2 separate regions of the Mus musculus genome follow, and region 1 is linked to region 2. The links are chromatin contacts, found by Hi-C or POLR2A ChIA-PET in ENCODE. All regions are on one chromosome and are shown on one strand. The core of a region is the stretch at or near the end of the contact, and the rest is flanking DNA. Distances in the headings are between cores, read along the strand shown.

Region 1 (4,306 bases), core at 856-3,355, 46 kb after region 2:
AACTGTCAGCAAGAACAGGGCTTGCACAGGTTCAAGCCACACAGGGTCCCAGTGCTGGGAGGGGACGTGAACATGAGTCCTCCTCCTTAACCAGGAAACTATCTCCAACTGATTTCCAGCTTGAAAAGGGAAAACAGCCGTTTTCTCCAATGGAGTCTCACTGGGGATACAAACCACATTTAAGAGCAGGCCCTGTGCCCAGCAGTAGATAACCAACACAAAATAAACTCAAGGGTGGCTTTTTTTTTTTTTTTGTCTCATATTGCTTTATCTGGGCATTTTGTTTACCTTACAGTCTTTGCTTATATATTATAGTTTCCTATTTTGTGTTTTGGTTTGGTTTGGTTTTGCTTTTGTTTTTTGAGACAGGGTTTCTCTGTGTAGCCTTGGCTGTCCTGGAACTCACTTTGTAGACCAGGCTGGCCTCGAACTCAGAAATCCACCTGCCTCTGCCTCCTGAGTGCTAGGATTAAAGGCATGCACCACCACGCCCGGCTCTATTTTGTGTTATTTATAGGTTGTGTATGTATGTGTATTGTGTGTATGTGTGTGTGTCTGCATGTATATGTTTTTCTTTTTCTTTTGTCTTAAAAAAAATTCTGGATTGTTTGTTTTGTTTTGTTTTAACATGCCTGTTTGTTTTCTAAAGAGAGAGAAGAAAGGCATAGAGTTGGATGAGTGGAGAAGTGGGGAGGACCTTGAAGGAGATGAGGGAGGGGAAACTGTGATCAGAATACATTGTTATGAAGAAATATTTTCAGTATAAAAAGAAAAGAATTTATATGCCAAGGATGACCAATAAATGTGATGTACCAGACACCTGGTTCCAGTATTAACCACAAAGAGACAGCTCTGGATGGTTACTTGATAGAAACACGGGCATGTGGGAGAGTCAGTCTTACTTAGATGTGAGCAGGCAGAGGCCTCGGGTGACATGTGGCTCCATGAGGCTAGTCTCCCATTGTTTCACAGTCTCCCTTTTCTTATATCAAAATCTGTTTCTGTATCTCGCCAGTCCCTCAGCCCTGTAACTCAGAGTTAGTTTAATCCCAGCTCCAAATGAAAGATAAAAGCAGCATGCTACCCTTGAAATATTAAGCCACAGTAATTTTCATTCCCCGTAAGTGGTGGTGCCCTATGACCCCTCTCTCTGTGAATCAATGGGTTCTACCACTCCAGGGGAAGGCTGAATTCCTAACTAGAACAAAGCCATTACCCGGCTTAGCGTGTCAAACTAAATTTCTTAAGTTCACAGCAAGATAATTCCAGGCTTTGTTAAAAGTGAAAGGGTTTTGCCTAAATCCAAAAAGTTTTCATTTTCAACATCTTCGAAGCCATGCCAGGGGTTCAGGGTGCAGTTTTACTGCAAGGCTAAGGTCTTCGAATGGCTCGCGTGAATCTCTGAAAGGCCATGAAGACTTTCTGAGAGTTACGGGCTCTCTGGTGATGTGAAGGAAAGAGGTTTTAAGATTGTCAACTTTATATATTCTTTCTTAAAATTCTCTGCCTCTGGGATTTGCTGTAATTTACTGGCCTTCCTCTCCCATCCCAGTCTTTGCCAGCAGTTCCTATGCCAATTTTATATCCACCTCCCACCACCTGAATTCCTGTACGCAGCCCCAGGAGACAAACCCTCCGGGGCACTAAATGACTCGCTGATTGAAGAACTGCACAGTCTGGGAGGAGTGCCAGGCAGGCTCCTGGAGGGCAGCGAGGGCAGCAGCATCCATTCACCTCTTTTTTTCTATACATGGGAATTCACATTCAACATGGCTGCCATGAAGACTCACATAGAAACAGTTCATCAGGAAAATGAACTCAAGGCTTCTTCTAACAGAAGGTGTGGCTGTTGGGTTAGCTGACTGGTTGGACAACAAGCCCTGACTCTGCGGGTAAGGCTCAGTGTGAAAACATTCCACTGAAAAACAATGAATGGGAAATTTAAGGTTCTCAGGTTTCAACAGAAGGGGAATTTAGAGCACACACACAATGCAAAACACACTACAGGGGCTATATGGCTTTTGTAGTTACCGAACCTATGACAAAAGAAATGTAGGTGTTGACATGACGAAGATGGAATTTTCCCAGAATTCTTTAAAGAGTTCAGAGGGAGAATAAGTTTGCTAAAAGGCAAAACAGAGAGGGAGGATAAGAAAGAGATATACTGTGTTGGGTAGGTTTTTGTTGGCTCAAACAAGAGGGAACCTCAACTGGGAAAATGCCTTCATCAGATTGCCCTGTAGGTAAGTCTGGGGGACATTTTCTTGATTAATGATTGAGGTGAGAGGGCCCAGCCCACTGTGAGCTGTGCCACCCCAAGCAGGAGGTATAAGACAGCCAGCTGTGGCAGCTACGGCGAGCAAGGCAGTGACAGAGTTCCTTCAGGGTTCCTGGTTCTTCTGCTTGTGTTCCTGCTCTGCCATTGTGATGGACTTTGATCAGAACGTGTAAGCCAAACAAACCCAGGCCTTCTCAACTTGCTTTCATCAAGGTATTTATCACAGTGAGCACATGCTAGGCCACGAAGCTCAAGTACAGAGGGTAGACAGGTGAAGAGAGTTTAGATGTAAAGGTAGGGGCTCCTACCACCCTCACCACAGGGAACTAAATGGTCGAGAAGCCAGTCAGCAGTGGAAAGAGTCAGCAACAAATAGATCCATTCGGAGGAGTTCAGAGCATAAACAATTGTTTCTTGATTGCCAGAAAAATTGCCAGCTAAGCTCACACCTATAGCATGGAATCACCACAGGGCACAGGAGACTGAAGTCAAATGTCATGCAGTAATAATGCTGAGAGACCACCCAGGCCTGACTTCACACAGCTGACCTGGGGTATGGAAGAATTTCCTAAGCCCCCCCAAAAAAATGTGTTGAGTGACACAGAAGGAAACTGGGAATTAGGATTGGTGGCTATTTAGGGGGAATAGGGGGAATGGCAGCCAGACTCTCAGGGCTCCTTATCCTCTGGCTCTAGAGGAAAACAGCCCCAAGCCTGGAATATTCCTTAAAGAATAGTTTTAAACCAGAAGAGACTCCTTATTGTAAAGTGGTTTCAGTTGTTTTGGACTGAACTTGAAATTTCATGTGACAAACATAACTTAAAGAAAAGAAAAAAGTTTCATTTTGGTTAAAAGTTCTTGCCCATCATCTCAGGGAGAGCATGGCAGAGCAGAACAGCTAACATCATGATGAGAGAGAGAGAGAGAGAGAGAGAGAGAGAGAGAGAGAGAGAGAGAAGACTGGGCTCCTCTGACAAAGCCTCACCCCCTGATCTTTCTCAAGTAGTGCTTGTAGCCATATGATAATGAAAAAGTGAATTCAGACCAACTTTAAAACTCCTCATAGCCCATCACTGTCTCAACACTGTTTAAAAGTTCAAAGCGTCTTCTGAGGCCCAAAGCAATCTCTTAACTGTAATCCCTATAAACTCAAAATTAAATAGTGATCACATACTTCCAACATACAATGGCACTAGATATACATCACCATTCCAAAATGGAGGAAAGGGAGTATAATGAGGAAATACTGGACCAAGTCAAGACCAAAAAACATAACGAAACAACCAGCTGAAAAAACTCCAAATTCTGCATTTCCACGTCTGATGTCAAAGTGTTCTCCAGATCTACAATTCCTTTCAAGTTTGTTGACTGCAACACATTCCTCTCTTTTGGGCTGGTTCCACACTCTGTTAGCAGCTGTTCTTGGTAGGTGTTCCATGGTTCTGCCGTCTCCAGAATCTTGGGGTCTCCAAGGCATCCAGACATCCTCAGAGCTTCTTTCAATGGCCTCTCTTGGATTCCTTGCAGGAACACCCCTGACACATGGCTGGCCTCAGCAGCTTTCTTTAGCCATGGAGGAGGATTCCACAACCCCTTTCTTGTATCCTTGACTCTAAAGCTAGAACCACATGGCCAAAAGCTCCCAAGTTCTATTGTTTGCTGGGGCTAGAAGTTGGCCCCCTTGTTCAAATACATTTTCAATCAGCTTTATGGTTTTGATGACCTCCTTTACTGCTTAAGCTTTTTAATTCCTTACTACAAGTTGGAAGCTTAGTTCAGACGGGTCTTGCCCTGAGGTCACCGCTCACTTCATCCCATTAAGCAACAGGCTTCTTTTTTTAAAAAAAACTTTTTATCTCCTTGAGTACAGGACTTAGCTTCTTTATACATCTGTTGCTTCTTTTCTTCTCAATCGGTACATTTTGTATTTTTCCTTGCTCAGCTTGCTCTTTATCATTATATATCTGCATAAGAGTGACCACTAATAACCACATAACAGAGTCAATACTAGGCTGTCTTGAAATCTCC
Region 2 (3,842 bases), core at 506-3,005:
GGGGTTGTCCACATGGCGAACATAACCTGTCCCATTTCCTGGATAGCAAGCCACCATTGCCTGTAGAGACATCCCAAAGATGCTGTTTTAAAAGAAAAGCTTAGATAGTCTCCTCCTACAGCAGACACATAAAATACATAAATTTGGGTTACGATCAGAACATAAAACTAATATAAGGTAATCTTTGGTATGAAAGTGTAACAGGCAGACCCTGTCTTAGGCCTCAGTGCAGGATAAGTGATCCGGTAATAGTCCCACCTTCTAGAACATTGAGAACTTTCTAAAGAAACCCATCTACATCCTCAACAAGATGCTTGCCTTTCTTTAATATCCCTTTTTGGAAAAGCAGGATCCAGGTTCGCATCTGAGCCCTACGAGGTCAGAATCCAGAGATACAAGAGGCAGGCACAGTGGGCACATACATGTAAATGCCTGTACTTGGAAGCTGGAGCAGCATGCACGAGGCCAACCTGGCCTACAAAGGGAGAGACCCTCTCTAAGAGGAAGGAAGGAAGAGAGCGTGCAGAAAGAGAAAGAGTCTTTGGTGTGGGGCTCAGAGACCGTGCTTGGTTAGCAGTGGCCCTGAGCTGTGGAATCACGCTTGTTTTCTTACAAAACCATGTCTGATCCTAAAGGTGGTAAAGGTCAGACTTAATAAAAGGCAAGAAGAGAGAAGGGTCGGTGGGAAGCTAGACCTTAACACTCAATAAGAGTCAGCACACACAATACAGGGAGATCTCTTTGAAGGAGAAAAAAAAGTACATATATGATACCAATGAACTTGTAGATGGTTCTTTGTTGAAACCAAATTAATAGCTTTCTTCTGCCGTGAAAGCATACTTTCAGACATACTTAGGGGGTCTGAGTTGTAATATTCCTTGATAAATAGCAAGGTTACTTCACGAGTAAAAAGACTAGTCCAGACCAGTCCCAAACTAAGCCACTGACAGATCAGTGATTCCCAACAGAGCCTGAAAACAGAGCTGGGCCTCACACACACTTCGTGCTAGAGGATGAGTAGTGGCCTGGCTTTGCAATGAACCTGAAGTTTAAATCAGAGGATATCTACACCTTTTATTTGTCGCAGCTAGCAATCCCTCAGCCCACCTCAGAAAGAGCCACTATGCTGTCACGTGTAGAGCTGAAGTTGCTCTGTTAGCCTGAACGTCTGTCTCCCCGAAAGTTGGATTTTGAAGTGACTGTAATAAGGATTTGACAAATTATGGCATTATCAAATAGATGGTGTCTTGAAAAAGGGTGATTGCTGGTGTGGCTGGAGAGGAAGAGACAAATGAAGTTGCCTACAACATAGGGAATTACCTATTCCTGGAAGCAGTGGCCAGAAGTGTAAGGGCCAACAATGAAAGTCACTTAGCACCATTACTCCATGATTTCCCCCACCATCCCAGTCTCCCCTGCTGTCAGTCAGTGCTTTAGCTTTATATTCCCAAACAGCTCTGCTCCCAGAAAAGGTCAGTGGTCTGGATGCCTGCCATCTACCTCGTCTGCAACTGTCTGTGGTCCCAGGCTATTTCACATGATGAGGAGGACGGGCTGTGCAGTTTATATCGATTGCCGATTTGACAGGATGTAGGATCACCTTGGAGACAGATCTCTGGGCTTGTCCGAGATAGATTTTGTAGATTGGGTTAATTGAGGTGGAAAGACCTGTCCTAACTAAAAAGGGAGAAAACGAGCTAGCTGGCCACCAGCATCCTTTTCCCTCTGCTTCCTGACTGTGGAATCACCCTGACCAGCTGCTTTGAGCTTGCACCACGACTTCCTGCCACAATGCACTGTGCCTTGGGACTTGAGCCAAAATAAATCCTTCCTTCCTTCAGTTGCTTTTGTCCGGTGTTTCGGGTGTTTTGTTACAGCAACGAGACAAGTAATTGACACAGTCCTCCAACGTCCAAAGAGAGAGAAGACTCGATCGGAGCTCAGTGTACCGTGTGTGGAGAGAGCAGTGTCTTGCAGCACATTAAGAAGCACAAATGGGCTTTAGAACTCAGCTTGAATTAAAATACAGGCAGGAAATACAGACTGTTCCCACAAACACACCCTCCACTAACTGCTGCAGGTATAAAAGAGAGAATGTGCCGGCACAGTTCCTTGTGGACTTACCACTAAGACACCTCTCTAATTGTGAGCATACACGTTGTGAAGGGAAGGGGAAAAAAAATCTTTTTTTCTGGCCAGAGTGCAAGTCACCCTCTCTCTGACTCCAGAAGCCATGTGCACCACGTTTAAACAATGGGAGGAAACCACGGGCCGCTCAAAGGTCCCGCCGCAACCTTACTGACCAATTGTACCACTGAGGTTTCTGGCTGAGTGCCATAGGAGATGGGTTTTGGCTCAGACACATTCCCAACTGCCAGGATCTCAAACTGTGAAGCTAAGGATGCACTGATGGGCAAACCTCAGTGTTGAGTCATCAGACCCATGCCAATTTGTGCACGGGGCAGTAACAGACTCCGGAAACTGATGGGCTTATCAGATCTGTTATCTAAACCTCATCAAGTCTGTAAAAGGAGCCAGAGTGCAGGTCCGAGGGAAATGTTGCAACACTTCATTGTTTTATGGGAACGAGGAAGGTATCTTACTATAGGGGTTTTTTATTGGTAAAAACTTCCTGACTTGACCAATACTTGAAATCTACAGCAGTTTAATAGCACATCAGTGTCCCTGTGGTAGCATGGTCACTGTACCCCTGGTTCTAGGCCTGGGCTTGCAGATGAATCAGCGTGTCTTCTGATTCTGCACATTCTCTGACGTGTCACCGGCCCCGGCACTGGCCCCGGCACTGGCCCCGGCACAAACCCCCCATCCCCAGAGGCCTCTCCACAGCTCTGTAGCAACAGGAAATGAGAGGAATGAACCAGGTGTTCCCGAGCTGGCTCAACACCAGAGATATGTGCTTCAAGACACCTCCATGGTCACGTTCAGGCAAGAAGAAGTGCACACATATAGAAGAACTAAAGCAGAATCCAAGTATAAAATCTACTTTACAAAAGGCCACCAGGAGAAAAGAAAACCATGCATCTGTGAGGGGCTGTGGGAGAATTACTGTGTTCAGAGATCAAGCCCAGGGTGGACACTCCAAGGCCTCAACTGGATGTTCCAAAGCAACCAGCCACAGCTAGAGTAAGGAGACAGTTTTAAAACCAGTATGCACAGCTTCAACTGTTCACTCAGCAACAATGATCATTCACACTTAGTACTTCTCTACAGATCAAACTGCAGATGGGGGTGGAGGAGGGGGTGGAGGCAAGCAGTAGAGTCACACCTAACATGTGCCACAGCATAGGTCTGGCTCCTAGCCGCTCAAAAAGAAAGAAGCCATACCATGCATTTTCATTAAAATGAGTATATATATATCACATTACACATTGCTCAGGACTTTGGAATCATATTTCTTGGTATAACTTGATCTTTACAAATGCAAAGTTGCATGTTATGCAAATTTTTACTGAGCAAAAAACTTTTTAAAACTGATCATTTTATTTATAACAATTAACAATTGATATACAGATATTGTTTAAGCCTGAAACAGTATCTCACAGCTGTTACTCAGTTCCTGAGGTGGCTGAAGCAGGAGCATCACACATTTTAGAGTAGCCTGTCTAACAAAAGGAGATGCAGTCAAAAGGAGATACAACGAAAAGCCAAACCATGAGCAGTAGAACTGTAAAGATATCTGGCTGAACAGCCTTTAAATTTTGGTCTACTGACAAATTGGACCTCTTACTTACTAAACAAATATTAGCAACAGCTTTTCAAGAGTGTTTTTTAATTCTCCTTTTGGGGGGGGGATTTAATATTATTGCTTAATTATGTCTCCA

Evidence for each region. Hi-C counts contacts between places; a loop is a spot of excess contacts on that map. ChIA-PET counts read pairs that join two places held with the same protein, here RNA polymerase II (POLR2A).
Region 1: a loop to region 2 is called in a map of regulatory T cell, with 2.0 times the contacts of the local background. The contact joins the promoter of 1700104L18Rik here to the enhancer-like site in region 2. A Hi-C loop is called at or near these places in 1 of 37 maps with a recorded cell type or tissue (regulatory T cell). POLR2A ChIA-PET finds 5 or more read pairs at or near these places in 1 of 5 experiments (embryonic stem cell).

Annotation. Positions count from the first base shown.
Region 1 is chr12:54,231,510-54,235,815 of GRCm38, forward strand. It overlaps 1700104L18Rik (RIKEN cDNA 1700104L18 gene), which reads left to right and starts at 2,106. Exons shown (of 3, transcript NR_108033.1): 1 at 2,106-2,243.
Region 2 is chr12:54,185,601-54,189,442 of GRCm38, forward strand. It overlaps Egln3 (egl-9 family hypoxia-inducible factor 3), which reads right to left. Exons shown (of 5, transcript NM_028133.2): 2 at 1-60. Among named protein-coding and RNA genes, the nearest start is that of Gm40424, 10 kb to the left of the region's middle. Within about 2 kb of position 1,756, at least 1 of the 3 ENCODE cell types and tissues checked has a DNase peak (open chromatin) inside an H3K27ac peak, as active enhancers do.